Linked DNA regions of Homo sapiens: region 1 is linked to region 2. The links are chromatin loops, found by intact Hi-C in ENCODE. Cell type or tissue: adrenal gland. All regions are shown on one strand. Links, peaks and the distances in the headings refer to the core of each region. The heading gives the core; the rest is flanking DNA. Region 1 overlaps CLEC16A (C-type lectin domain containing 16A). Region 2 holds the start of LOC105371082 (a long non-coding RNA gene).

Region 1 (15,392 bases), core at 2,524-10,523, 83 kb after region 2:
GGGGTTTCCTAGTTCTGACTTCGGAGGGTCTGGCAGCCGCTCTCTACAAAAGGGAGCTTCCTGGACTCTGGGAGGCTCCATAATCACAGAGACGGGATCGCCTCTGACTTAGCACTGTACCCTCAAAAACCACTTTGAGGACATGCTGCCCCTTGTAGGGGGCTGCAGCTGTCTTCTGCTGTCCAGGCTGAAGGCAGTGGGCGGTTAGGATGAATGAGCTTGGAGGAGAGGCCCTGGCCCACCCCGCTGCCTGGCTGGCCCTCCAAGGATATCATCTCTGGTGGATCAGGGCCAGGTCCCTGGTGGGTGGAAAGTTGGGTGAGCGAGCCACGCAGGGTGACCTTCCCTCATCAGAAGCCTGAATGCTGAGTCGCACTCTGAGCCAATGTCAAATCAAGCAACTGGCAGAAGGGCTCCTATCCCAACAAAGCTGTCTCCCTTCTCCTGTCCTTGGCTTTCTCTCCTCTGCGGCTTGCTGGAACAGCAGGCAGATGTTGGAGCCATCTGGTTAGGCCCATCCCTACAAGGAACATGGGAAGCCCATATGCTTTGGTCTGGGTGGACTGGGAGGGAGATTGCAGGCTGGCCTAGAAGTCTGGCCTCAAGACAGGGAGGAGCTTGTGGGCTCTGATGAGCTCTCCTGCCAGGGATCAATAGCTGCATCCTGAGGCATCTGTAAGAGTAAAGCCCAGGCTGCCCACCGGGCATGGCCCTTCATCAGGTGAGTTGTCTCAGTGTCTGCAGAGCCAGACAGGCAGGCTGGGCCTCAGGCTTTTACTGTCATGCTGCATAAAGAATGGGGACCTACACACTTGTCTCCGCAGGCCTGCTGGGGACGCACCAAATGGGAGCAGACACCTCGGAGGTCCTGACTCTCACTTATTGACTGGAACTGCCTGGCCACCTGACAGCCAAGTTAATAGCCACTGGATTTCTGAGATGAGAAGACATTACGCTGGTACCATGCAGGGGATGGTGGGGGTAGGGACAGAGGGGCTGAGGGAGGCCAAGAAAAAAGAAACTAGCACACACTGCAGACACCAGGCCCTGGGAAAGTGCAGAGTTGAAGCCTCAGGGGTCACATTCAGGTAGACATCCATATACAGAAGCCCATTTTTGATCATTTTTGATACTGTGGGTCTTTGCCGGTGTTAACTTTAGGCAAAGAAGTATATGGCTGTTTGTTCACTTAGCTGTTGGCTGTACGTCCTTAAAAATGACAGAAAGGTGACCACAGCTACAAGGGCAAGGAAGCTTTCATCCCCAGTGCAACGGTAAATATGTGCGTTGGGGTGCATGAACACACAACCCTGCATGCCCGCCCCTGAGCAAGCATGAAACGGGATCAAGAGGGCTACTGAGGGTGCGTCTTAGTTTCTGAAAGAAGCTCTGCTGGAGTTTCCCAGCTACAAGCCTGGCAACAGGGGTGGCATCTGCTTGGATGTGCAGCCAACCTTAAATTGGGCTCAGAAATAGCTCAGAAGGGGTGGTCATGCCCTGGAGCAGGTGCCGAGTGGAAGAGGATCTCTCAGTGAGGTGGCTGTGGGGTGACTTTCCTGCCTGGGCCTCGTGAAGTCAATATGAAGTGCAGGTAACATTGTGTGTGGATGGGAGAGACACAGGTGGGTTGGGGTGCTCTGAGCCACAGGCATGAACTGGAAATGCAAAAGCTGGAAGTGCCCAAGAGAGAGGTGTAGGTGCCCAGGGAGATCTTGGCTCCTGGTGCTGAGAGGATGGTGACCAAGGGCCCTCGACCTCCCTGGCTCTGCAGTAGCCCGTGTCCTCCTGCCATGATCAATCAATCCAGAACTCAATGAGAGGTGGGCCACGTGCCCCTGAAATATGATGAGTGAGGGCTCTGGAGGGGAACTTGCAGGAACAGTGAAGGATACTAAGGATCTCCAGTCAGAGGTGCAGGCAGTTGGTGTGACCCCCCGACCCATGGCGGGGGGATGCTGCTGGGGCACAGAACATCCTGCTGGCTCAAGGCCATGGATGCTCATCCCTGCTCCTCTGGCTACAATTTGGGGCCATGTTGTGCCAGAGGCCTGGTGTCTGTACTTCCCCACATCTCACACAGCGAATAGCTCACGGCAGCCGAGAACGAGGAGCTGGTGCATGTCCCATTCCAGGCTGACTCCAGGGGCTCCCATTCACTCCCGGGTTCCCTCTGTGCCATGTCTGAAGTGGAATAAGTTGAAGGATGGCAAGATACGACTTCATCACATCCTACCAAAGAGTGGCAAAGTGCGTGCCTACTCGAACAACTGGACCGCACCACATTTAAGGACAAAACTGGTATGTTACAGAGGAAAAAAAAAATCAGCAGGAACGCGATTCTTTTCCTAGACTGCAAACAATCCCCTTGGGAGACCCCTCCTTGTGACACCTAAGACTGTGGAGGTGATGATAGGGTGGGTTTAGGTGCAGCCCGCCTGCTGCCCATCAGCTCTGCAGTCAGTGACAGCTTCGGTGGGGACCGGCCTGAAAAAGGAGCAATTCTTCCCCATCTGGGAGCTGACCCAGCCTGGGAGGGAACATCAAGTTAGAGGAATCTCTAGAGGCTTCATGTGCAGATCACCTGAGCGGCATCATCCTTCAAGTGCTGTGACAAGGAGGACCTGGAGGTCAGGGGTTTTGGTAATGGTGAGGGATCACGGGGTTCTCCAAATGTCCCCATATCACTGAGTCACGTGGCCAATACCTGCTGGACTCTGGGCTGTGGAGGGGGTGGAGGACGAGCTGGTGCCTCCAGAGTCGCAGTGGCTGGTGCTCCCGCTGCCGCTGGGGCTCCCGCTGGCGGAGGGTGGCGACTGTGAGGACAGGGACGGGGAGCTGTGCTGGTTTATGCACTGGGCCACGGCGAAGCCTGCAAGACAAAGTACCAGGTGACCAAGTGGAAGCAAAGAGTAGGCCTGAGGGCCTCAATGTCATGGTTCCACTGAACAACCCAACCTCAGTTCCTTGAAAGTCCTGCTCTGTTCCCTGGAACAGGCTGACCTCACTGGTCGTGGCCCTGACCCAGCCACATTTTGAAGCTATTTCAAGGAAAAGGTTTATTACAGGTTTATTTCAAGGAACAGAGTACAACCAGCCACAGAGCTGAGTGTGGGGCCATGAGTCGTAAATCCGAGTGCCTGATACTGGCTCAGCAGCGTGCCAGCTGTGCCCTTGAAGAGGGACGTGCAGCCTCGTGGCAAGTTCACCCAGGGATGCTAGATGCCCTCATGGTAGAGTCTCAGGCTTCTGCTGATGGTGTCCAAGGAAGGGCACCGGACCCATGCTCTGAAGTCATACCTGGGGGACCCACGCTCTGAAGTCACACCCGGGCAGGAGGACAGTGCCCTGGACGCTCCTTCCAGAGAATTTGCTCTGCCCTTGAGGTTCTAGGGAAGTCAGGTTCAGGAACAACGAAAGCCCTGGCAAAGAGCTAGTGATGATGGTCTCAAATGGCCCTCAGCATCTCCGGGACCTGGAGGTGGAGTCTGCCCACACGTTTCTGCGGTAAACTGACCCAGCGGGGATGAACGAGCCCCTCATCTTGGAGACACTCAGACCTGGGTGCACCCCTGTTTCCCACACAGAAGCACCAGACACTTGAACAGCTATTGTGTTTCTCTTGAGTCTTTCCCAGCCACAACCTGGAGTATCACTACATACTCCCACTGTTGTGGGAATAAAATGAAAGAACTATTATCACACCCCAGAACAGGGTGTGGCACATGGTGAGAGCTCAGTATACATGTTTGTTCTTTATGTTTTTTTGCGATAGGGTTTCACTCTGTTGCCCAGCCTGGAGTGCAGCGGTGTGATCTCAGCTCACTGCAGCCTTGAGCTCCCAGGCTCAAGTGATCTTCCTGCCTCAGCCTCTTGAGCAGCTGGGACTACAGGGATATGCCACCATACCCAAATAATTTTTTTTTTTTTGGTAGAGATGGGGGTCCCACTGTATTGCCCAGGCTGGTCTTGAACTCCTGGACTCAAGTGATCCTCCTGCTTCAGCCTCCCAAAGTTCTGGGATTACAGGTGTGTGTCACCACACCTGGCCGATACGTGTTCTTTACGATAAATCAAAGCCCCTTTTATCCGGCCCAGGAGCCCCTCTTCTGGTGGACATGTGCTTTTCTGCAGGCCACGACTTCAGCCCCTAGGAGCCAAGCAGGACCCATGGTGATGGTGCTTCGTGGCACAGAAGCAGCCCCAAATTGCGGTGGAGATATGGGGGGGCGAGTCCTCCTTCCAGCTGAGAGAGGGGATCTCAACCCTCTTGGTCACTCCTGCAGCCTTCCCACTCCTCAAGCGAATGCATTCACCACAGCCAGCCCTGGACCCCATTCATGCCACCTGCCCTGCCTGAACTTCACACGGTCCAGCTCTCTACTAACACTACTTCCAGAAGGCCCTCTAGGCCCTGACCTCACCTTTCTTGAAACTCAGGAAGGCTGCAGGGTGTTAGCAGGGGTTGGCATCCTGCAACCTGCTGCCTGCTTGGTAAGTAAAGTTTTACTGGAACAAGCCACGGTCCTTTGTTTACAGAGACTATGGCTGCTTTCTCGATCAGCGGCAGAGTTGAGCAGTTGCCATAGCGACCACATGGCCTGCAAAGCCTAAAAGGCTTTTTTGCCAGGTTACCTGGCTCTGGACAGAAGCAGTGTGCCCATCTGGTGCAGGGGATGACACCCAGGTTATGGCACCAGGGAAGCCTGGGATTTAACCCTCCTCTGCTCACTTCCCAGCTGAGGGACCTTGGGCAAGTCCCTGATGTCCCTCAGCCTCCTTCCTTTCACCTACAGATGGGACCTGCGGCTCAGCTTAGGGCTTAGCAGGACTCTTCTCCGGGCCATCAAGGAGGGGCTATTTCCACTCAGGTTCATGTGAAGCTGTTTTCGTCTAAAGATCAGCTCCTTAAAAGGCAAGGGCCCTATTTATACCCCCAGTTGGGTTTTGGGGGTGACTTAACAAGCGCTGACTATAATGGCAAGTGCATGGGGCCCAGTGAAAGCAGGGTGAGTCTCCGAGTGAGGCGGTCATCCTGAGCACCAGCTCCTCTTGCGTGGAGGGTATTTCCTGCCCGCACCTACCGCAGAGGTCTGCTTGCGGAGAGAAAGGCAGGATGAATGTAGCTGGAGTTCTCAGGAAGAGGCACAATGTGATATATTGTGTGTGTGTGTGTCGGGGGCCCGCTCAGATGAACTATGGCAAACATCCGGCAAATCCAAACACTGGGCAGGAAGATTCCTTGGGGACACTCAGCCGCAGCCTCATGGAACCAGTTTTATAGCTGCTCACTTCTTAATCACTTAGAGCGGTAAACCCCCCAGTTTACAAGCTGTTTACTTGCCTCGAAAATGAATTACCCCTTAACAAATCAAAATGTCAAGATGGCTTTTCCCGAGCTGCCTATTTATCAGGGCCATGAACAGAGGGCCAGCCAGTGTAGTAACAGAGTTGGGATTACACCTTGTATGCTCCCGACAATGACCCCGGCTGGAAGGGATCAATGACATAGCCGTTGCCAAGGTGGTCACAGGCCCATTTGAAGAAGACACGTCTTTTCTCTTGCCCTCTTTAAAGCCATGGTTTATTACAGCATCATAAACCTGGTTTATTATCAAAAGACATCTGCAGTGGGACATGTAGGGTAGCAGATGAGAAGCTGGCACTGCAGTCAGGATGCTTAAATTCTTTTATTTTGGGAATGGGTTGGGATCAAGTCATAGATTGGCAGTAAAATCTGCATGTACTGAGTTAAACAAACAAACAAACAAAAAAATCACCAACTACCGATCCCATCCATTTGCAGGGTCTAGCTGAGCAGAGGTTACTGAACACATCTCTCCCTCACCCACTTCTACTAAAACTCCCACTTCCCTCCTTTCCACTCTCTCTCCCTTTGCCAGTGGCACTGAGACCAGAAAGCCACAGTGACTTTTGGCTTTTTTTTTCCTTTATTTTGCTGGATGGCCAAGGCCCCCCACCTGCAATTTCAAGGGGTTTTTCCCCAAATCAAAGTGGCAACACATCAGAGAATCAGGAGGGTGCTGGGGAGAATTCAGGGTGAATGTCTATGGCCAGAGCGCCCTGTCCTCTGGTTCCTGCTTCATCCCAGTCAGGCAGTCCCTGATGAACTAGCTTTGGCAGAGGTGCCAGAGGCTTTTGGTGTATGAATCAAACACACTTGGGCTGCGAAGTAGGTGCAAACACACAGACAAGCCAGAGATCGTGCGACAGGAGTGAAGGCAAACCGGCCTCCCTGAGATCCTCTCCAGTGATAACAGTCTTGGCTCTCCCTGGGTATGCTTCAAGGACAGCCTGCAAAATGTGTATCAGAGGCTGCATGGACTTTCACACCATCTGACCAATTCCACACCTGCAGCATCCCATGCTGCAGACGACACTGTGGGTGGATGCACATACCGAACTACAAGGATATTCAGCATATTGGTGTGCAGAACAGAGAACAGAAGACAGCTGATAAGTCCAAGAACTGGGGAAAGGCTAAGTGAATTCTAATCCCTCTAGATGATGAAATTCCCTGCTGCCAACCAACACGCTGGTAAGAGAAGACTAAGTGTTGGGGGAAATGCTCAAGATGGAGTCAATGAAAAAAGGTTAGAAAAAGCATGTCCCATATGTTTCCGCTCTTGCAAAAAATTTGTGCTCTCTTTCCCCCTTGTCCAGAGCAGAGAAGGCAGCTGGAGATTTGAAGCTGACACAGTGAGAGAAGCAGGTAGTTGTACTGCAGTGAGTTTTGTTATTTTTTGTGCTTGTCTGAATTTTCCAAGACTCCTATTGTAAACCTTATTTTAAACCAAAAAGAGAAAAAAAAGGGAGGATGATGGAGGGAACACAAACTGCCTGGGAACTGGATAGACTCAAGCTCCCGATCCTAACATCCTCCTGAGATCTGTTCTGCCCTCTGAAGCTCTCTCCCCTGGACTCACCAAGAGCAGGGCCAGGCAGGCCACTCCAACAGTGGGGGGAAACTATGCCCATGGTGAGACACATCCCCCACTTCCCAGGAGCCCCCAGTTTCACGGTCGGGGGGCGCAGCCCAGAGTCTTCCTGTTGCCCTCTGGCCGTGTTCTGCCAGTTATTTTGGGAAGATGAACTAATGAATAACGCTCTGGCATTTGTGAAGCACAAAAATACCAAGAAAAGGTCAGTCTTCTATTTTTAGGCCCACTGACAGAAGGAAAGCTGGGCTTGGAGTCAGAACCCCAGGTTTGAGTCCAAGCTCTGCCCAAACTGACTTCGAGACCTTGGACATGCCCCCCTCCTCCTCTTCTACAGGTCTTTAAGCTTTCCCCACCAATAATCACTTAACCATGTGATTCAAGATTCAGAGCCGGCCAGCAGCCGCCTAGGGGCTTGCACACGAGTTTCGCTTTGCTTATTTATGTTATATGTGTGTTTGTTGGAGGTACCACCATGGACACGTTGGGAGCTTTTACACACAGACCTGGATTTCTGCTTTCTTAAAAAATGAAAAGATCTGGCTTTATGGGGCCCCATTCCTGCAGGACAGCAACGGGAGAGAGATGAGCAGAGCTGGGTCCCTGCTCTTGCAACTTGCCTGGCCGTGTGGGCGTTTGAGTTGATAATCTCTGCTCTTTATGCCTAGATTGTTGGTCAAATCCATAGGACTCAGGGAAGCTGGAACCCCCAGATATCTTTCGAGTCAAGGCCCTCCTACAACCCCAGAATCACTGGGTGTGCATAGGAGTGGGGATGTGGAAATATGGCGATCTGCCTCCAGCAGCCTAGGTCAGTCCTCAGACCTCCTACCAAGAACCACTTGCTCTCAACCTTTGCTAGGCCGTTCCCTCGGTCTGGAGTTCTGTTTTGCTTCTTTTCTGTCTTTACAAACCCCTGCCCCATTCTTCATGGCTCACGCAGCTCAGCATTAGCCTGGGAGGAGTCTTTGCATAAGGTAGGGTTAACTATTCTCTCCCCTGTGCTTCTGCAGCAGCTCTGTCCAACCTTGGGGCCTTGATGGCTGTGTAGGAGTCGGCCTACCTAAGCAGGGCATAAGAAATTTGACTGCAAAGATGTTTAGGTATTTAGTGTGATGATTATCATTACATTAATAGCTAGCACCTGGAATCCTCTAGGTTAAGAGGGTTTTGTTCACTTTATTGGGAAGGCTTAAAACAAAAAAGCAAAAAGAAGAGGGTTTTGGACAGTGTTCTTGATATTGTAAGCTGTCTCTCAATAACCATTCTCCCTTTCGGTTGCAGTTACAGAACCCAGAAGCTAGTCGTGGCCAAGTGACTAAGTTGTGACCAGTGAGATAGAAATGAATGTGGCATGTGGGATTTCCTGGAAAGCTCTTTAAAAGGAAAGGGGGTATATCCTCCTCCATTCTGCTTCCTGGAAAATGGATGCAATGGCTGGAACTCCAGCAGCTGCCCTGAGCTATGAGGATGAATCACACATTAGGGACAGCAGAGCACTGAAAAGGAAGGAGTTTGGGTCCCTGACGTCTTTGTGTATCTCTTGACTACAAGGCTTCTTTTACCCGAGAGGGAAATTAACTTCCCCTTTGAGTTTATCTTTACTATGTAGTTGAACTTAATCTTAACTGATACAGTTAGGGAAAAAACTTTGTTAATGCGGGGATGTGAGTTAAGTCCCCTAGGGACAAGGGACGGGCTGGCTCCCAGAGTTTTTGGTGCAGAAAAAGCTGCCCTGTACCTGCTGGGTGGAATCTAGGTGTGGTGGGCTGAAGGGAAAGAGGGAAAGGGGCAAGTGAGGTGGGGAGGTGACCCGCCACCTAGGGCTTATGAAACACTTGGTCAACTCTTTCCCATGTGGTGCAAGTGGACTTTTTGGGTAGAAACCAGAGATGGGACCGAGTTTTTGTCTGGGTTCACACCTGGTCACAGAGATTACACACAATTGTTAAGACCCAGAAAGAGCGAGGCCCGAGAGAGACTAAAGGGTGGGAAGGGCTTGGATGTGTGTAGGCACAAAAACTAGTGGGCTTGCACCAAAAGTTTTCTGAATCTCCAAATGAGCAGGGACGCCCCCCGACCTCTGTGGCCTGCCTGGAGTTGGTGCCGCTTTGCACTTGGTAATTACTCTGAGGATACTGGCCATGTGACTAAAGTGCAACTATTTCAGGCTTAAAAAAAAATCTACCCTTGGAAGATGTGAAAACTACCTGAGATTATAGGGGATTCCACAGGAACCTTTTAGGGAGCTGAAAGGGAAGGAACCCAGTTGGCTCTGAATTCAATTTGGGGATTCTCCACTCAACTCAAAAGCACTAACCTCGCCCTGCAGCCTCATTCCCTACAGATGCCCTTACATACTACCTGTTTCCAGGAAGGGTTTGAGATGGCTTATGTTATATTTTAAAACCCAAGCCTAAATGCCATAGATACTAAATACTGAAAGCTACTAAAACAAAAAGTAAATAAGAACCCGACAATAAAAGGTGAAAAGTTATATCAGAAAGACTTCAAGCTATGGGAAGCTAATGTCACCATTTAACTCTGAGCTTCCTAGGAGCTAAGACCACAGGGAAAAAAACAGGCGATCTACACGACACACCAATTCACCCACAAGGTTTCTGTCCCATGAAACCCTCCTGGGGCATGTCTTTGAAAGCAGCTTAATGGGAGACACAACTGCCTGACTGCAGATGGAACCTCATTCCTCAAAGATAACGCCCTATGACAGCCCTTTTCAAACATTTTTTCTAAATGGTGAAACTCCAATTTATACATGAGATGAAAATGGAACTGCTCGGGCTGGCATGGTGCCTTACCAAGGAGGGCCTTCCCCTCCCCTTTCTAGACACTTCTGTGGATCCTACTTTTGAAAATCAGACAGGGCAAGGCTGGCCAGCCCGGTAATGTAATGAGGAGGGGCTGGAGATAAAACACTGGTGGTCCTCTCTATCTGTCATCTGTTTCCCTTTATTTAATAGACACACGCACACTGAGAAACCATTCTCTTCTATTAAAACAACAGTGCAGGCATGCTAATACATGCAGTCCATGGGACATTCAGCTTTTGTGCCAGGGAGATGGCAGGGCCTGGTAGAGACTGGGGCAAATCAGAAAGCACAGATTCCAGCTTCTTCTAACTGCTGCTGCAGGAGAACATGGACCTCAGTATGGCCGCAGTCTCCAGTTTGTCAAGAGAAGCTGGATATCTGGATTTTGACATAACACCTCCTGATTTTGAAAATGTTGACAGCTTCATTCATACTCCTTTTGAAAATTAAGAAGTGGGAAACCCCAAGCCAGCGAAGCCAGGCCATCTATCTTGTGAGCCGTTTGTATGCAACCAGAGGGGTCTCCAGCCTCTGTTTTTTTTTTTTCCCTGAGCTGGAGTCTCGCTCTGTCACCCAGGCTAGAGTGCAGTGGCATGATCTTGGCTCCCTGTAACCTCCGCCTCCCAGGTTCAAGCAATTCTCCTGCCTCAGTCTCCCAAGTAGCTGGGACTACAGGCATGCACCACCATGCCCAGCTAATTTTTGTATTTTTAGTAGAGATGGGTCACCAAGTTGGGCAGGCTGGCCTCGAACTCCTGACCTAAAGTGATCCTCTTCCCTCGGCCTCCCAAAGTCCTGGGATTACAGGTATGAGCCACTGCTCCCGGTCTCCAGCCTCTGTTTTTAACCCCAGGGTGTCTGTCATACCTTGGGGCCTCCTTGACCAAACTCTGGAGGTGGGGGGCTTTTGAGTCTGAGGTATGAGACTAAGACATTTAAATCTCAGTTAGAGGTGTGTCAAAGAAGTCCAGTTTTCAATAGACCTCTTTTAGGAAAAAGCTCTAAGATTTGGACAGGAGAGCTGCCTGCCCTAAGAAAAACCTACACTTATTTATGGTTGTTGCAGATTGCAAAGCATAATATAAAACCCGCTGAGGGCTGATTCGGGAGAAGCAACCCGTGCATTTTCCACAGTCTCTGCCGTGAATGAGGACCATGAGGCGTGGGTGCCCTGAGCTTGCCTTTCATTAGCAAATTCATTCCGAGGCTGTGGCTCAGGTTTCTGACGATGCAGTGTTCATATTTTCTCACCACCCATCACGATGCTGGGAAACAGTAAAAAAAAATCAATCGGCCCTGTGACCTCGCACACAAACTGAAGACAGCAAGTGTGCATGGCCTTATTTCTCCCCTTGTCGGCTCCTTCCTTGGATCTGCCCTTTCACCTCCCAGTGCAGCCTGCCAGGTCCCTGGGGCGAGAGATGGGGGGCTGGGAGGTGACTAAGTCTGGGACTTCAGCTGCTGGTGGCTCTGGACAGATTGCGGCTTACTAGAAAGATCTGCAGGTGACATAGAACCTTCTTGTTCGTGCTTCTGACTCAAGAAGCAGCTCTGGATCCTACACCCTGGCAAGATGACAGCAATACCCGAGGGCAGGCGGGGGCTAGGAGCTACTCAGTGGGGGGCTACCCTAGGAAAGCCACCTTAGGAAGACAGGGCACAGGGCCCAAACTACCCACGGCTGCTCAAAGAGCACGTGTTGGGGGCTGAGGAAGCAGGGTTCAGATTCAAGTCTAGCAACAGCACACCGACATGGGCCAGGTGAGGCCTGGGTCCTTGCCCGGGACTCCTCTTAGGAATCTACACAAAAACCAAAGAGAAACAAAAGCATTCACTGACATGTGGGCAGGGTTCAGATAGCAGTGACTCCAAGGGCCTGCAGGAGCCTTGGGGGGCCCCAGAAGTTTCCTCCCTCACTGCTAGGACCCTGAAGTTTGGGAAAGCTTCAGGTATATGCACAGAGACCCCTTTTCAGTATCCCTTTAATAAGTCTCAGATGATTTACTGTTTCAGTGCACAAAACTCTGTGCTTTCGGGGCAATGAAGGACTTGCCCCCAAATGGTGATATCTGGTTTTCTTCCTGTGCACTGGTGCTGAAGAAGCCACTTCCTGTCCAGCCCAGGGCGCAGGTCTACACATCAGGCACCTGGGGAAGGGATGTTCGTATGGCCTCCCGGGCCAAGCCTGAGCTGCCACCATGGGCGACCCCCACATCACTGATCACTGACTAGGCTGCACCTCACAACGCTTAAATACTTTTTATTTCTGATTGCTTTTCAACGGATAACATGTCCAACATACAAAAATAGCTGGGAACTTGCAGAGTCTTTTAGCCTATAGCTCTTTATCCATGGATAAATCCTCTCAGATTTTAAACACTATCCTTGAAAACCTGCAGAAAAGAAAAAATGGTCTTTCAGTATCTTGCTTTCTCTCTGTGTCCTAATTGTGCCCTTAGAAATGTTTTTGCTGTCGGGTGAAGGTCTGCCTGTGAGGGCTGCCAAGTCTAATGCCCCTTTTGCTACCGGCAGGGGGTGGGTGGGGGGGGGGGCGGGCATTTGGGCTGTGTGAATATGAGGAATGCGTGCATCTTACATGAGCACCTATCCAGGCCACAGAGGGTTGGATGGCACATGGGGGACACAGGTGGACCAGATCTTGGAATCTCTCGCAGTGGTGCAACCTTGCTTTGGATTTCTAGAACTGAAGGTCGCCAGGGCTGGGCTTGATTCCCAAGGACCCAGTCCCTGCCTCGCCCAGCCCCTGCCCTCTTCCACTGGTATTACCGTCTGTAAATTAGCAAGCAAAGACCTCCACAACAGTCTGTCAGCCAAGGCACTAGCAAGCTTGGGAGCGGCCATCTGGGCTGCCTCTCTACTGCGGCAGTCAGCAGGGCTGAAACGGCAGCAGGAGGAAGGCGGGTTAGACAGCACCCAGGAGACTCCCAGGCACAGGCGCTCACTGACCCCAGCTGGAGCAGAATCAGGAATGCACCAGGAGCAGGGTGGGTCACTATGGCCCTGCTTGCAAAGGATGGCCCCCCAAGGTTCTGGCTGGCCAAGGAGTGGCAGATTAGTTGTGTTTTTTTTTTTTTTTTTTGAGATGGAGTCTCACTCTGTCACCCAGGCTGGAGTGCAGTGGCACAATCCTGGCTCAGAGCAACCTCTGCCTCCCGCATTCAAGTGATTCTCCTGCCTCAGCCTCCCAAGTAGCTGGGACTGCAGGTGTGCGCCACCATGCTCCACTAATTTTTTTTGTTTTTGTATTTTTAGTAGAGATGGGTTTCACCATGTTGGCCAGGCTGGTCTCAAACTCCTGACCTCAGGTGATCCAGCCGTCTTGGCCTCCCAAAGTGCTGGGATTACAGGCATGAGCCACCATGCCCGGCCAGGAGCGCCAGATTCTTCCCCAGCAAGTCTCTTATCCCATCAGCCCCATTTTGACCTTTTTGGCCAGAAGCAGGGAGGCCGTACAGTGTGTATCCTACACTGACATGTTTGGCCTGCTCCGTGTGTTCTAGGAGGTGGCACTGTACAAAGGGGCCAGGGAATTAGTCTTGATTCTCTGCAAAAGGCACCTGCCGTTGACACATACTTAGTATGCACCCAAGGCAGAGAGCACCATGCCTGTGGACCCATTCCATTTGCTTGTGTTCGCCAGGACTCCGACTTTGCAGGGTGGGGTAGTTAACTTCTGCAGCTGGGTCACCTCACCAAAGTCTCTCCTACCGTGTGTTTTAACAGATTGGGGCTAGGCCAGACCGATGGCTGATGACGTTCTATGACACATCATCTACAACAAGAACTGAAGATACTATCTGGAACTATGTGAGTCAGATAGAATCAGGGAGTATGTGCGGAGCCACAGAAAGGCCGTGATGGATAACAGCACAGAACAAGCTTCAAAAACCCACAGCTGAGGTTGTTAAGTGGACAGGGCTCTGTTGACGTCTGCCCTGGCAGACCTGTGGGACATGGCTAACCGGACGGCTGGACACGAGCCTTCTGCTATCTGCAGGGGAGAAACCTGAAGAGCAGCAACTTGGCTTTAGGCTTGTCACTTTTACTCTGGCTACAGGATACGGTGGTGAGGAGAGTGCCGTGGCTCTGGGCATGTGACAGCAGGGGACCTGTTCACCCCACGAGCCTGTGTCCTCTAAAGCACTGTTGTCACTCTAAAGCAGAGTGACACCACCACACCTTACAGGGTTCGTGAGGATGAAAGCATTAACGCAATCTAAATGTTCAGGTAGCACTCGCTGTTTTGATTCCTCGGCTGGAATTTACGGTGCCTGGAACTTGGGCCCAATGAGGCAATAACTGGGATTTTCTTCTCTTTTTTTGGAGACAGGGTCTCACTCTGTCACCAAGCCTGGAGTGCAGTGGCATGATCCCGGCTCACTGCAGCCTCTTGACCTCGCCAGGCTCAGCTGATCCTCCCACCTCAGCCTCCCGTGTAGCTGGGACTACAGGTGCACACCACCACACCTGGGTAATTTTTCTGTTTTTTGTAGTGGTGGGTTTTATTTATTTATTTATTTTTGAGATGGAGTCCCGCTCTGTTGCCCAGACTGGAGTGCAATGGCACGATCTCAGCTCACTACAACCTCCGACTCCCAGGTTCAAGTGATTCTCTTACCTCAGCCTCCCAAGTAGCTGGGATTATAGGCAACTGCCACCACACCTGTCTAATTTTTTTGTATTTTTAGTAGAAATGGGGTTTCACCATGTTGGTCAGGCTGGTCTCGAACTCCTGACCTCAGGTGATCCGCCCACCTCAGCCTCCCAAAGTGCTGGGATTACAGATGTGAGCCCCCACGCCTGTCCTGGGACTTTCATTTTCGTAAGTGTCTTTAGACAAAGGGGTATGTAGCAAAAGAAATGGCCCAGCTCTTTGGAGAAAAGAACGCAACACAAAACAAAAGTCTTCCTCACATTAGCTGTTATGACTGAAGATTTTAGGAGTTAACAAAGTGAGACATGAGAGAGCCTTTCTAAAGGAACTTTAAATATCTAGGTTTAAAGGATTTATATGAAAATCGTTTACGAGAAAAATGAAGTTATTTTCATCTAGATTCTTAAAAACCTCATGTTACACTGCATTCAAGACACATGACTATTCTATTTGCATTTCTTTGATAGAGAGTTGAATGGATGAGCTTGAACCATATGCAACTGCCAATATTCAACTAACTTGACCTACAGAAACAGCCATTTCATATGGTTCAATCTACTCTAAGTCCATCCCTCTTAAAGATCCCTACCAGAATAATTCATGGAGGATGGGGACGGAGGGAACAGCCAGCAGTGTATTCAAACAAATAAATGGCTTTCCCCAATTCTCCATTTCTCTTTGCCCTGTCTGCGCATGTGTGTGCAGGAGTGTGCGTGTGTACACACCTGTGTGTGTTCCTCTCTCCAGCTACATTCATCCTTTCATTTCCAAAATCGGTAGCTTCAACAAAATGCTTAGAAATAAGGTTGGCACTTATGGGGAGGTGTGTGTCTTCTTGACAGATGACCCACAAAAAGGGGACTTATTAGGAACCAGAAGGGCTTCTCAAATGGGCTAGGTTGCTCTCTTTTCCCTTTGTTCCTCCTCACA
Region 2 (15,392 bases), core at 2,386-10,385:
TGTGTGTGTTTGTGTGTGTGCGCGCGCACCAGCGCCATGTGGCTTCCCGGGTGGTGCAGATTCTGTCTCTCTCTCAAACCTCAGCTTCATGATTCAGCAGCGCTGACGTCAATTTACAAGAATGAAAAGTGAGAGGAGGGTTTGTGTGTGCAAGAGACTGAGTTGGGGGCCCAGGTGCAGTGGAGGTGTCCTCCCCACTGAGCGGGTGAGCCAGGGCAGTGTGGGGCGGGCACCATGGGAAAGGAGGCACTCTTTGGAATGACAAGGACTGTGTGTGGGTGTGGGGACAGCCTGTGACCAGCCTCCAAGCCACCCTTGAGCTGAAAACTCTGGCCCCCGTTTTCCAGATGAGGAAATGGAGGCTCAGACAAGTGCAGCCACCTACTCAAGGTCACACAGCTCGTAAGTGATGGCCAGGACTTGGACCAAATCCATCCCACTCTAAACAACAAGACAGGTTTCTTCTTCTTTTTTTTTTTAAGACAGAGTCTTGCTCTGTCACCTAGGCTGGAATGCAGTGGCGAGATCACAGGTCACTGCAGAATCAAACTCCTGGGTTCAAGCAATCCTCCCGCCTCAGCGCAGGGACTGAGTAGCTGGGACTACAGGTGTGAGCCACCACACCCATCTAATTTTCTTGTTTTTGGTAGAGAGGGGGCCTCGCTATGTTGCCCAGGCTGGTCTCAAACTCCTGGGTTCAAGCGATCCTCCCACCTCAGCCTCCCAGAGTGTTGGGATTACAGGCAGGAATCACTGTGCCCAGCGCAGGATGGGTTGCTTAAATAGTGGGAGAGGGGATGGGATAAGGGAGGAATCTGGTGAAAATGCATATTCCTAGGCCTCAGCCTACTTGATCCTCCCAACCTTATGAGTAGGTACTGTCATTATCCCAGGAAGCGGCGAACTGAGCCTCTTCTATGACATAATAGGTAGAAAGTGCTTAGCGCACAACTTAGCATGCAGTAGGCGCTAAATACATCTCTGAATGATGCGGTGCCAATAATGATAGTTGAGGTTAATATAGCAAACACTGACTGAGCACCTCCTACGTTACAGGCATTATCCTTTTCCTCCTCTTTTTCTTTTTCTTTCTTTCTTTTTTTTTTTTTTTTTTAAGAGATAGGGTCTCACTCTGTTACCCAGGCTGGAGTGGAGTGGTGTGATCACAGCTCCTGTAGCCTTGACCTGCTGGACTCAAGCGATCCTCCCACCTGAGCCTCCTGAGTAGCTGGGACTACAGGCATGCACCACCATGTCTGGCTAATTTATTTTTGCCAAGATGGGGTCTCCCTATGTTGTCTAGGCCAGTCTCCAACTCCTGGGCTCAAGTGATCCTCTCACCTCAGCCTCCCAAGATGCTGGGACTATAGGTGTGAGCCACTGCGCCCAGCCAGGCATTAATCTAAGCCGAAAGGATACAGGAATGAACAAAATAGAGGGGTCTGAACCCTGCTTACAGAGTTTACATTCAGGGCCTTGGACAGTAAATAACCAAACATGAAATAAAGGAAAAGGAACATTCCAAGTACATAGTGACAGTGGTCAGATGAAAACTCGACAGGGTGGTTGGACAGTGGATGGGGCTCTTTTAGAAAGGTCAGGAGGTGACACTGAAATTATTGTGCCTGGAATGACAGAAAGGCACCAGCCCGGCAAAGCCAGGAGATGAGATGAGCAGTCCAGGCAGAGGGAAGAGCGAGTGCAAAGGCGCTCAGTCAGGAAGGAGTTCGGCCCGTTCAAGAAGGCTGGCAGAGTGGGAGGGGTGAAGAAGCGGGAGGGATGGGCAGGGGCCCGGGCACGTGGGGTCCTGTAGACCTTGGTGGAAAGTGTGGATTTCAAGATTGATGGGGAACGTGGAGGTAACCTGATCTGGCCTGGCTGCTGGATGGAGATGATCTAAGCAGAGGGCCTGGTGAAATGGGCTTCGGCTTCCTGCCTCATGGTGTATATTTACAAGGGAGCGGTTCATTCTCGGCCAGGCCCTTTGGCTCCAGCCAATCAGACCAACGGCAAGGGAAGGCCACAGGACCTGCCTGGTGGATGCTGGGCCATGGTGGGTGTGGCCAGTTCCACCTGGATGCCAGCTTTGTACCTCTCACCTGGCCTCCCACTGCCATCACTCGGAGCCTCCCCAGGGCTAGGAGCTTACCAGGAATAACATGGTGGGCTTGGCCTGATTTGCGGGTAGGGGGTATCTAATTTCCTCTAGAGAAGGAGGCACAGTTTTCACCAAAGCACATTCGCACAGGGACAACGGTGCTCAGGTGGGCGCTCAAATTGTCCCAACCGTGGTCCTGGCTCTGGGACCCGACAGACGGCCCTCGGGGGGAACAGGTTCTACAATGACTGTATGGCCCCAGTACAACCTCCCCCATCTCCTTCCCCCGACACCCAGGGCGAGTCCAGCATCCCACGCCGCAGCCCTGCACGGCTCCCCGCAGCGCACAGAAGGCCCAAGTCCCACGACGGCCCAGGGATCTGGGCAAGGCACTCACCGCGCTCCCTCCTGTTTCAGGGCCTTTGCTCGTGCCGCTCCCTCGTCCCGTGCATCAGGAGTGCTGTCTACCAGCCGGGGTCGGGGTCGAGGCAGACAAATGAAGTCGGGTCGGCTTTTGTCCAGCTGACGCCCCACGGCGCCTGCACTCTCGAGAGGCCACCACGCGCCGCGCCAGTGACGTCATTGCGCCGCTCTCCCCACCAACCGCTGCCCCAGGCCCACTCGGCGTGGCTCGGCCACGCTCGGCTTGACTTGGCTCGGCTCGGCCACACTCGGCTTCCCTCGGCTTCCTCTCGGCCTCTCGGCAGCACTGCGGGCTCCGCAGCCCTTCTGGCCTTCACGTGGTTCCCAGTTCTCGTGGTACGTCCTGCCTGCCGGGATCTCAGGGCTCTTGGAAGACCCCAGGCCCGGGGAGGGCATGTCCCAAGGGCATGCCAGGTCAAGGCCACAATAGCGAGCCCTCTCCCACGCCCTGTAGTCGTCGGAGACCAACGTGTTCTCCCACCCCATTCCGGTCCACAGCAATCCCTGCCTACCCAACCTCACATAGACCTTAGGTCTTGAACCTCTTTTCCTACCTGGAAATGAGGTTAAGAACTACCCACCTCATGGGTGAAGTTCAATCAGAGGATGCCTGAAAAGTGCTTAATACGTGATGTGTGCCCAGTCATTGGAATCAGCCCTCTCTGCTTGATTCTTTCATTGCTGCTGTTTGTTTGTTTGTTGTTGTTGTTTGAAACACCGTCTCATTGACTAGGCGCGGTGGCTCACGCCTGTAATCCCAGCACTTTGGGAGGCCGAGGTGGGCAGATCACTTGAGACCAGGAGTTCGTCACCAGCCTGGCCAACATGGTGAAACCCCGTCTCTACTAAAAATACAAAAATTAGCCGGGCGTGGTGGCATGGACCTGTAGTCCCAGCGACTAGGGATGCTGAGGCAGGAGACTCGCTTAAACCTGGGAGACGGAGGTTGCAGTGAGCCGAGATCGCACTGCTGCACTCCAGCCTGGGTGACAGAGCAAGACTCCGCCTCAAAACAAAAAAACAAGCGAAAAACAGTCTCACTGTCGCCCAGGCTGAATGCAAGGACACAATCACAGCTCACTGCAGCCTCAAAATCCTGGGCTCAGGCAATCCTCCTACCTCAGCGTCCCAAGTAGCTGGGACTACAGGCGTGCAACACCACACCTGGCTATTTTTTATTTTTTTACTGCAGACGGTGGTCCTGCTATGTTGCCCAGGCTGGTCTCGAAATCCCAGCCTCAGTGATTCTCCCACCTTGTCCTTCCAAAGTGCTGAGGTTACAGGCATGAGCCACCGCACCCAGACAGAACTATAATAATAATTATTATTTTGCGTCATAGCAGCTGTGCAGAGGATTTGAATCAGCACAGCCATGAAGTCAGACCCACCTGGTCCCATTCTCAGGTTGCTTCTTGCTAATAACAGCGGTGACTGCCAGCTCACCCATGTCGCTAGACGCTAGGCATGATTCTAAGTAATTCATGCGTAGTATCCCAATTAATCCTCACAAGAACTGTATGAATCAGGTATGACTATTACTACCTTCATTTTGCAGATGAGGAAACTGGGGCACAGGGTTAAATAACGGGCTTGGGTCACACTGCAGGTAGGTAGCAGAGCCTTGGTGGGGGGCATGGATTCGAATCTCGGGCAGCCTAATTTTATAGCCATGCCTTCATTTTCATCTCTAAGCTGAGGCTGTCACACCAGTCACTGGAGCTTCACTTGTATTTTTTTTTTTTTTTTTTGCCAGATCTGTCCAAGTCCCCAGCTGTTCTGTTATTTAATTAATATTTCCTGCAAATTAAGTTACATGATTTCCTTAAGTTAATTTTATTTCAAGGGAAATGTTTTATTACCATAGATGGAAGGTAGAATCACCCGCAACAAAGAGGTAACCCTTAAGCAATGAAATGAAATCCAAAAATTGTAAGTTCTAGCTAGATACTGCTGTGTGCTGAGCAAAAGGTCTGCTCCATGTTTGGTTTAGAGACAGAAAAAGAAAGAAGGAGGCCGGGCACAGTGGCTTGCGCCTGTAATCCCAGCACTTTGCGAGGCTGAGGTGGGCGGATCACCTGAGGTCAGGAGTTTGAGACGAGCCTGGCCAACATGGTGAAACTCTGTCTCTACTAAAAATACAAAAATTAGCTGGGCATGGTGGCGCACACCTGTAATCCCAGTTACTTGGGAGGCTGAGGCCGGAGAATAATCACTTGAACCTTGGAGGTGGAGGTTGCAGTGAGCCGAGATCATTGCCACTGCACTCCAGCATGGGAGACAGAGCGAGACTCTGTCTCAAAAAAAAAAAAAAAAAGAAAAAGAAAGAAAGAAAGAAAGAAAAAGAAAAGAAAAAAAGAAGAAGGAGAGGCCGGGCGCGGTGGTTCACTCCTGTAATCCCAGCACTTTGGGAGGCTGAGGTGGGTGGATCACGTGAGGTCAGGAGTTCAAGACCACCCTGGCCAACATGGTGAAACCCCATTTCTACAAAAATACAAAAATTAGCCCGGCATGATGGCAGGTACCTGTAATCCCAGGTATTCGGGAGGTTGTGGCGGGAGAATTGCTTGAACCTGGGAGGGAGAGGTTGCAGTGAGCCACGATCGTGCCATTGCACTCCAGCCTGGGTGACAGAGTGAGACTCTGTCGGGAAAAAAAAAAAAAAAAAAAAAAGGAGAAGGAGAAGGGGGAGTATTAGCAAGCATTGGAGAGGTGTTTATGACACAATAGCACCAATATGAGACTTTCTTTTTGACTTAAGCAGAAAGACTACAAGAGGATGAAAATATGAAATCATGGTTTCACAGAGGAGGAGGGGCCTCGATGTTTTATAAAAATGTCCATGTTTCACCTAAAACCCCCACCCAGAGACCCTCCAGGGCACTCATCCCATGCCTGGAGAAACACTGCCAGCTGTGTGTTATTGACAAGTAGCCCCTTCACTGATGCTGAGCCTCAGTTTCCTCACTTGTGAAATGGCATAGGCACCCAGAGCTCACAGCGTGTGAAGGATTAAAAGAAAGTGATAATAGGCCCGGCGAGGTGGCTTATGCCTGTAATCCCAGCACTTTGGGAGGCCAAGGCAGGAGGATTGCTTGAGCTCAGGAGTTTGAGACCAGCTTGGGCAACATGGTTGAAAACCCATCTCTACCCACCACCCCCCCAAAAAAAAATTAGCTGGGTGTGGTGGCATTCACCTGTAGTCCTAGCTATTCCAGAGGCTGAGGCACAAGAATCGCTTGAAGGTGAAAGGTGGAGGTTGTGGTGAGCCAAGGTCATGCCACTGCACTCCAGCCTGAGTGACAGAGTGAGACCCTGTCTCAAAAAAAAATAAAAAATAAAAAAGTGATAATAAACTGTGGAGCCCAGCATACATGCTCAACTAAAGGGATGATATTCCCAGGGCAGGCTGGATCCTAAGTCAGGGGACCCTGCCTCTGACCCCAGCTTGTACTGTTGAAAATGAAACCCCCAGCATGCCCAGCCCTGGGCATATTTCTGCCATTTGTCTCACCTTTGCCAAGTCCTCTTGTAGCCAGCCTTCTGACAGGAAAGGCCACAGTTGCCAGAAGTTGGGTCAAAGTGAAACTATCTCAGGTCTAGCCTGGGCAGGGGTGTGGGGGCAGGGGAGGAAGGCACACTCAAGCCTTAAAGCAGGCTCCCCTTCACTGGATTCACAATGGGGAAACTGAGGACCAGAGATGTGGGCCCCAGCTCCCTTTGCAGGCATTAGGAGGGAATTGGGTATGATTACCCAAATTGCAAATTTGATCACCTTACACCCCCAGTTATACACTTAGCTCCCACTGGAAATAAAAATTACTATCAGCTCACCCTTATCTAGCACATTCCAGTTAGGTATTATTATTGTCTAATTTTACAGACAGGGAAACTGAGGCCAGGAGAGGTTATGTTTCTTGTCCATGATTTCAAGGTAGTCAAAGTAGTAGAAGCAGTATTTGAACCAAACAAGGTGACTCCACAGTGTTCCAGCAGCTCTCAACTGCTAGATATTCAAATATGACCCCTTTCCCGTGAAACTTGAGGCCCCCCCGCCATCTGGCTTCAATGTACATTTCCAACCACACCTCATTCCTGTCACATTCCTCGTCTGCTCCCATTTACCCCAATTTCTCATGGTTCCCTAGGCCTTCCTAGCTCCCCAGGGAAAGCCTTTGCTGTTTCCCTTGCTTTCTTTTCACTTGACAAACTCCTACTCAACCTTCAAAACCCAACTCAGCAAACATCTCCCCTAGGAAGCTCTCCTTAACTTTTTCTGCTGGGTCCCGCTGCCTCTGCTAAAGTCCACGTGAGGGACTGCCAAGAGGTTTGCTCTGTCTCACAGATTGAGTGCCAAGAGGGCAGGGACCTCTCTTTGAGAGAGTTTAACCTCTGTAACATAAGCAAGTTTACTTAATCACTGATTAAACCACTTTGTGCCTCAGTTTCCCCATTTGTTAAGCATGAATTATCACTGTCACTATTTGCCAGGACTGTGAAGGGGGTGTAAATGCATGAACATCATAAAGTGCTTAGAAGCATGCCTGGTACAAAGGAAGTTCTCTAGGAAAACAAAAAACAAAAAACAAACAAAAAAAAACAAAACAGAAATGTATCTAGAGGTCAGATACCAGTCCCACATCGAGTGCAGATAATGGGCTAAGTAACCAAGGAGCAATGGAGACAAGGATGTAAATGGGGTGGGGCACGATGGCTCACACCTGTAATCCCAGCACTTTGGGAGGCTGAGGCGGGTGGATCACTTTAGGTCTGGAGTTTGAGACCAGCCTGGGCAACATGGCGAAACCCCGTCTCTACTAAAAATACAAAAATTAGCCAGGTGTGGTGGTGTGTGCCAGTAATCCCATCTACTCTGGAGGCTGAGGCAGGAGAATCACTTGAACCCAGGAGGCGGAGTTTGCAGTGAGTTAAGATTGCACCACTGCACTCCAGCCTGGGTGTCAGAGCAAGACTCCATCTCAAAAAGAGAAAAAAAAAAAAATGCAATGGAGGAAAGGAGGAACCAGGGCACGGGGGTGAAGGAGACACTAACCCAGCCCCTCCCTAAGTGCAGGTATGGTGTCCTGCCCCGTTATGTGTCAGGCATAAAACTGGTGAACATTTTCTTTCTTTTTTTTCCTCCAAATTCCTGGTTTAATAAAGACTTGTTTGTTTTGAGGAAAAAAGTTCCCAAATATCAGGCTGTTCACAAAAATAACCCACAGTATCAACTTTAGAAAACAAATCTTTTTTTTTTTTTTTTGAGACAGAGTCTCGCTCTGTTGCCCAGGCTGGAGTGCAGTGACACGATCTCAGCTCACTGCGAGCTCCGCCTCCTGGGTTCACGCCATTCTCCTGCCTCAGCCTCCCAAGTAGCTGGGACTACAAGCGCCCGCCACCATGCCCGGCTGATTTTTTTTTTTTTTTTTGTATTTTTTAGTAGAGACGGGTTTCACTGTGTTAGCCAGGATGGTCTCGATCTCCTGACCTTGTGATCCGCCCGCCTTGGCCTCTCAAAGTGCTGGGATTACAGACGTGAGCCACGGCGCCTGGCCTAGAAAACAAATCTTCAGACTATAACACTAATTATTTTTCTAGAGGCTACATTTGACATGCCAACTCTCATTCACAAAAATACATTGTTACATTTGCATTTGTACATTGTTCATTGTTATGCATGCCAACTCTCATTCACAAAAATACATCGTTACGTTTGTACATTTGTTACATTGTGCATTGTTACACAGCACACTAATGTAGGGGTGTAACACACATACTTCGAACTCAAAGCTGCTTTCAGGAGCTGCTCAACTCAATGAGATTGCCTTTGCAGTTAGGAAAGCAATTACTGAACTTACGTATGAATGAAAAGAACTGTACTCCCTGCACGACAAGATATTATTTTGGAAGCAGTTGATAACACCATACATCCTTTTTACTGTTAAAGTCATAAAGAGATATCAAAATTAAAAGCAAAAATTACAGGGTAAGACTTAACAAAACTACTAGGAGTGTCAAAGGAAGTGAAAATGGGACTAGGCGCAGGGTAATATGAATTAATGAATACGGGAAGGACAAGGGTGAGGAGGACAGTGAGCATGTGCTGAAGACACTAGAGGAGAGGGTCTGGTGAAACATTTGATCTTAGACAAGCACCTAGGTAAAGAAATAATGGGAGAAGATTTCTAAGCCCCACCATGTGCTTAAGAGTCATCTTCACCATTGGTGCTGTCTCTGTCATCCTCTCCTTCCTCAGCCTCTTTTTCATCATCCTTGATCAACTCCAGCTGGTCATCCCCCAATCTTCATTATCCTCATCATCCAGTAGGTCCCTCTCCTCAGCAGAGTCATCTGCACCACCTTCAGACTCTATCTTCACATGAGTCTCACGTGAGCTGCTGCTCTGCTTCTCTTCTGACTTACCATTCTTCATCTCTACTGCTTGTTTGCTCTGTTTCTTTTCCATTTTTTCCGGGTCTTCCAGGAGAGAATCCACTTTTTGTTTTATCTGGGTCAACTCCTGCTTAATGGCCTGAAGGTCATCTCCTTTCAACTTTCCAGACTTGGAAGATCCCCGCTGTCCACTCTTAGAATTGAAGCCACTTTTGCCCCTTTGTGAGGTGTTTCCTGATACACGCTGATGTTTCAAGGGCACTACAGCCCGAGCAATAGGAGGAGGAGGAGGTACACGTGCTGGGTAACTGTACATCCTATCATAATCCCGTTGAAAGTCATAGTCCAAGTCAAAAGAGGAGCTGAGTAGAGGAATGGAGAAGGGTGTTCTGTTTCTGACCCGTACGTCTCCACTGCTGATCATTTCATACCTGCTTTTCCTCGGTTCACTTTTGGCTCTGCAGCCAGGTTACTATGTAAAACCTGGCCAGCGATTATTCTGCCATCTGCTGCTGCTACAGCGGCCCGGGCATTTCTCTCATTAACATACTGAATGAAAACAAAGCCCTTAAGAACAGCGCAGCCCACAATTTTGCCATACTTCTAAAAGATTGCCTCCACATCAGATTTCTTGACCACAAGAGTGTTGAGATTCCCAACGAACACGCGTTCATGGAGCGAGGATCTCTCTTGTTGGTAACATTGCTGGCCGTTGTGTTTGATGATAAGATTTCTCACAAAGCTGAAAATGTAGCTGAAGATCAAAAAAGTCTCACAGGAGCGGGCAGGGAGAAGAGATTCAATTCTGAGTCTCCTACTCCCGGGTTCTACGTGGAGAAGCCAACTACTGCTTGAGGTCGGCAACGCGGCCACAACCGCTCAGTCTTCATCTCTTCATCCCCCACCCCCTTTAAAAAAAAATAGAGACAGAATCTTCCTATGTTGCCCAGGCTGGTCTCGAACTCCTGGGCTCAAGCAATCTACCTGCCTCAGCCTGCCAAAGTGCCAGGATTACAGTGGTGAGCCACCACACCTGGCTGCAAACATTCTCTTAATGGTTGTGTTGATTTCAGTGTGTATTAGGGAAAAATGTATCTCATAAAACCTTAGATGTGATGGTTATTATTCCCTGAGACAACACTATAGTAGACATTTAGATTGCTTTAATGTTCAGGGGAACATCTGTTTCGAACAATACGGTGAAAAATTGTTTTTGGGCATGGCAGCTGACACCTGTAATCCCAGCAGTTTGGGAGGCCAAGACAGGTGGATTGCTTGAACCCAGAAGTTCAAGACCAGCCTAGGCAACATGGCAAAACCCCATCTCTACAAAAAATACAAAAATTAGCTGGGCCTGGTGGTGCATATCTGTAGTCCCAATACCCAGGAGGCTGAGGTGGGAGGATCACTTGAGCCTAGGAGGTCAAGGCTACAGTGAGCTGTGATCACACCACTGCACTCCAGCCTGGGGTGACAGAGTGAGACAACAATAACAAAATAACAAATAACAAAAATACAACAATAACAAAAACATTGTCTTAAGTGAACGAGGCAGTTTGAGGAATGCTGAACAAAGAAAAGAAAGTAAGAGAGGCATATTGGGGGAAAGGAGGCAGAGAGATAGAGAGAGTTGGGGAGATGAGGGAGAAAGGGATGGAGCCACCCAGAAAGGATGGAGAGAGAAGGAGCAACACACACAGATGGAGGGACAGAGAGGGAGAGGAGAGAAGGTGGGGCGAGGGAAAAATGAGAAGGGAAACAAGACAAGAGAAAACAGGGAGAGAACCTAAGGACAACAGAAAGGAGACATGGATGAATGAATGAGCGAGTGAAGGAATGAATAATCTAAGGCATGTATAAAATAAATGGTGAGGCTGGTTGCAGTGGCTCACACCTGTCATCCCAACAATTTGGGAGGCTGAGGCAGGAGGATGGCTTGAGCCCAGGAGTTTGAGACCAGCCTGGGCAACATAGTGAGTCTCTCATTAGTACAAAAAATACAAAAATTAACCAGGCGTGGTGGTGCATGTCTGTGGTCCCAGCTACTTGGGAGGCTGAGGCAGGAGGATTGACTGACCTGGGAGGTCGAGGCTGCAGTGAGCTGATTGTGCCACTGCACTCCAGCCTGGGCAACAGAGCAAGATCATGTCTCAGTAAATAAGCAAATAAATAAATAAAGGACAAATGGATGAGCCAGGGACCAGGAGCGAGGACGCAGGCTTTCAGATGCTGTATCCTGCCTGGGAGCCCCCAGTGACAGCTGCTCACTGCACCCACCCTCATGCCTGTGTTGCTGGGGCCAAGCGGAGCCACTCTGGGCTCCAGGCCTGGTCTATGTCCCGAAGTGGTGGCTATTTTTGACTCTAAGAGGCTGTGACTGCGCCACCCTCCCCTTCCCACTGAGAACCCTGGGCACCTGCTTTGCTCCAGCTCCAGAAAACTGAAAGTAAAAGCCGTCCCAATCATCCTTTGCCCCAGCCTTCCTGTCCCTCAACTGGTTTCTTAGAAATCAGCCACCTGGGCTTCCAGATGCAGCCTGGACTTCCTCTCCTGCCCAAAGGCCCCCTCCTCCGGGAAGGTGTCATGTTGCCAGCAAAGCCAACATCAGAGGCCTGTGCTGGAGTTGGGTGACCCCCAGAAAGCTTAGAGGGCATCTGCTGATCCTGCAAACGTTGATTCAGTGCCTTCTGCATGCCAGGCACAGAGCAGGCAGAGGAATCTGAGCCATTCACAGTTAGGATAAAAAGGATATAGGTGCTGGCTCATACCCGTAATTCCAGCACTTTGGGAGGCCGAGGTGGGCAGATCATTTGAGGTCAGAGACCAGACTGGCCAACATAGTGAAACCCCATCTCTACTAAAAATGCAAAAATTAGCCAGGTATGGTGGCGGGAGCCTGTAATCCCAGCTACTCGGGAGGCAGAGGCAGAAGAACCACTTGAACCCAGGAGGCAGAGGTTGCAGTGAGCCGAGGTTGCGCCACTGCACTCCAGCCTGGGTGACAGAGCAAGACACTGTCTCAAAACAAACAAACAGATAAACAAAAAACCAACCAAACAACCAACCAAACAAACAAAAAAACGGACTCAGACATGGCTTCAACACTACCGGACCCAGGCCTCAGCAGGAGCATGGCTAATCAGGCCTAGGAATTGTGAGGAGGATGATAGGAGATGTGAAATCAGGGGAGGCTCCCTGGAGGAGTTGCTGTCTGAGTCTTCAAACATGGGTGGCAAGGAGTTTCCCCCAGAAGCTGCAGGAAAGACATCTCAGGCAGCAGGAACAGCATCAGCAAAGGCCTGGAGGTGTGATCTCTAGCAATGGGCCCGTGTTACCTGCCATCATCAGAATAACTGTCCCTGTAGTAGCCATGTGCTATGGTTTGAATATTTGTCCCCTCCAAAACTCATGTTGAAACTGAATCCCCAGTGTGGCAGTATTGACAGGTGGGACCTTTAAGAGGTGACTGGGTCAAGAGAGACCCATGGATTAACGGATAGAATGAGTAATAGATTAATGGGTTATCATGGGTGTGGCCCTGGTGGCTTTATGAGAAGAGGGAGAGAGATGTGAACAAACACACTCAGCCCACTCACCATGGGATGCCCTGTGCCACCTTGGGACTCTGCACTGAGTCCCCACCAGCAAGAAGGCCCTCACCAAATGCAGTCCTTGACCTTGGACTTCTCAGCCTCCATAACCTTTCTTTATAAATTACCCAGTTTCAGGTATTGTGTGATATGCAACAGAAAATGAACTAAGGGCCAGGCACAGTGGCTCAGGCCTGTAATCCCAGCACTTTGGGATGCTGAGGCAGGCAGACCACCTGAGGTCAGGAGTTCGAGACCAGCCTGGCCAACATGGTGAAACCCCATCTCTACAAAAATACGAAAATTAGCAGGGCATGTTGGCAGGCACCTGTAATCCCAGCTACTCAAGAGGCTGAGGCGAGAAGTTGCTTGAACCCAGGAGGCAGAGGTCGCTATGAGCCAAGATCGTGCCACTGCACTCCAGCCTGGGCGACAGAGGGAGACTCCATCTCAGAAAAACAAAAAACAAAAAAAAAAAAAAGAAAGAAAGAAAACAGACTAAGATAGCATGTTTCTCTATTTTTTGCAAGGGAAGAAACTGAGGTTTAGAGAAGTGTTATCTGCCCAAGACTGCACAGCCTGAGTGGAGATCCAAACTTTTCTCACGTGAGATACAGGCAGTGCCCCGATCCCCATCATGGCTGTCAGGTCCGGACTAGGGCCTAGGTTCCCACTCTGCCCTTAAGGACTAACTTAAATCCTTGGCACCATCCTGTAGGGAGACATGTTTGGGAGCGAAAATAAGGCTTAGAGAGGTAAAGTGACCTGCGGCGCTTGGATTCACACCCAGGTCTGTTGGAGCCCAAAGTCCCTCCTCCTTCCGCTATATGAGGCGTCCCAGCCCTAGGAACACAGACCTGAGCCGATGGTCTCTGTCCCACATTCTAAGGAGCTGGAGGGCTGGAGAGCAGAAATCACGTGTGGCGTACTGTGAGCCAGAGCTTTGCTCTCAGGGAACTGTCTGGCCCGCATGCTCTATGGTCCTGAAGGAGCTGTCAATCACAGCACCCTGGCCAGAGATGGGTGTGGACCAGACCTGGCCAATCAGAGTTCCCCATGCCCCAATTCAGGGTAGGGACATGACCTAAGCTGGACCAATCAGACACCTCCCTTTTCAGCTGAAACTAACAGAATTGGCCCTAATTTAGCCAATTTAGCACACTGGCCCTAATTTAGCCAATGTGCCCACTGTATCAAGAGAGTTGATGAGAAAGACACGAGACAGAGCCCTGATGCATTGTGTGATCGCCTGCATCCAGCCATGCCTGAAGTCCACCTTGATGTCCTTGTTCCATGCGCCACATTTCCATTTTCACTTATGCTGCCTGAGTTTTGTTTCTGTCACTTACAACCCAGAGTCCTGGGTAACTGGAGTCTGGAGAACAGCATGGGTCAGAGGTCAGGTTTGGCTGGAATGAAGTGAAATGGAGCCACATGTCTTAAGAAGAGACACAATGATCTTCCAGTGTGAAAGAGCCAAGACCAGTTTTGCCAGGAGCTGGGGCCGACAGTGGCCCCCGTCACTTGCTGATGTCTGTGGTCAAGGAAAGCTTGAGGGAGAGCAAGTGGAACGCAGGGCTTCTACACTTTCACACCCCCTGATTTGTGGTTGCTTTATTTAGCTAGTTAGTTTTGAAATGGAGTCTCTCTGTCACCCAGGCTGGAGTGCCGTGGCGCGATCTCGGCTCACTGCAACCTGTGCCTTCCGGGTTCAAGCGATTCTCCTGCCTCAGCCTCCCGAGGAGCTGGGATTACAGGCGTGTACCACCACGTCCAGCTAATTTTTGTATTTTTTGTAGAGATGGGGTTTCACTATGTTGGCCAGGATGGTCTGGAACTCCTGACCTCAAGTGATGCACCTGCCTTGGCCTCCCAAAGTGCTGGGATTACAGGCATCAGCCACTGCGCCTGGCCTCACGGTTGCTTTTAATAACTTAGTATTTATTAGAGCAGTTTTAGGTTTACATCAAAATGGAGTGGAAAGTACATAGTGTTCCCATGTTCTCCCTGCCCCCACGTGCACAGCCTCCCCCTCATTAACATTCCCCACCAGCCCATGTTATTTTTTAATTTCCACATTTGTTTCAAAAAATGTTTAAAGAACCTACCAATAACGTTAGTATTAAATAAATTATATATATATACACACACATATGTATGTGTGTGTGTAATGTGTGTATTTCTAACCTGATTTCTGCAGATACACACACATATATAGTTTTTTCTTTCTCTTTTTTTTGAGACACGGTCTTGCTCTGTCACCCAGGTTGAAGTGCAGTGGTGTGATCACGGTTCACTGCAGCCTCAAATTCCTTGGGTTCAAGTGATCCTTCCACCTCAGTCTCAGAGTAGCTGTGACTACAGGCACGTGCCACCACATCTGGCTAATTTTTAAAAATTTTTTATGGATACAGAGGTCTCACTATGTTGCCCAGGTTGGTCTCGAACTCCTGGCCTCAAGTGATCTTCCTGCTTTGGCCTCCCAAATTGTAGGGATTACAGGAGTGAGCCACTGCACCCAGCCTATTCTCTCTTTAGAAAAGAAAAGACACCATTTCTTATGACCCATATTGCAACACACTTTTTTTCCACTTAGCATTTCATAAGCATCCTTCTAGGTCATTGACTAGCTAGGGAGGAGCTGTCATCCCCATCAGGGCAGTAAGGAAGCCCAGGCCCAGCCAGAATGGGGAACGGACCCAGTGTTGACCTTGGGATGTGGTTTACTTCACCAAGTGCTCCTAACCGTCCACTGCGGGTTTGTTCCCTTTTCATGGATGGGAAAACTGAGGCTTAGACTGGGGAAGTCACTCTGGCTGGGAGCCCCAAAGCCCTGGGCCAAGTGGGAAGCGGCTGCTGGTCAGTCCCTGTCAAACTAGACACAACCAAGG

The links. A loop is a pair of places that touch in the nucleus more often than their neighbours do. Peaks named below come from ENCODE experiments on the same cell type or tissue, not always from the same donor. Only the 100,000 strongest peaks of a DNase experiment are listed, where the experiment ranks them.
Region 1: it touches region 2 in a loop (2.7-fold over the local background); 8 of 110 quality-filtered maps call a loop at or near these places.

What each region holds. Positions count from the first base shown.
Region 1 is chr16:11,153,865-11,169,256 of GRCh38, reverse strand. CLEC16A (C-type lectin domain containing 16A) reads right to left here. Exons shown (of 24, transcript NM_015226.3): 23 at 2,705-2,869. Among named protein-coding and RNA genes, the nearest start is that of SOCS1, 95 kb to the left of the region's middle. In adrenal gland, for the core only: no CTCF peak of the experiment used is centred there; DNase peaks (open chromatin) are centred at 4,486, 6,211 and 6,962; H3K27ac peaks cover 1,832 bases.
Region 2 is chr16:11,236,882-11,252,273 of GRCh38, reverse strand. LOC105371082 (a long non-coding RNA gene) reads right to left here and starts at 2,673. Exons shown (of 3, transcript XR_933070.4): 1 at 2,496-2,673. It also overlaps the pseudogene HNRNPCP4. RefSeq lists an enhancer at 591-670 and a silencer at 1,885-2,092. In adrenal gland, for the core only: no CTCF peak of the experiment used is centred there; no DNase peak of the experiment used is centred there.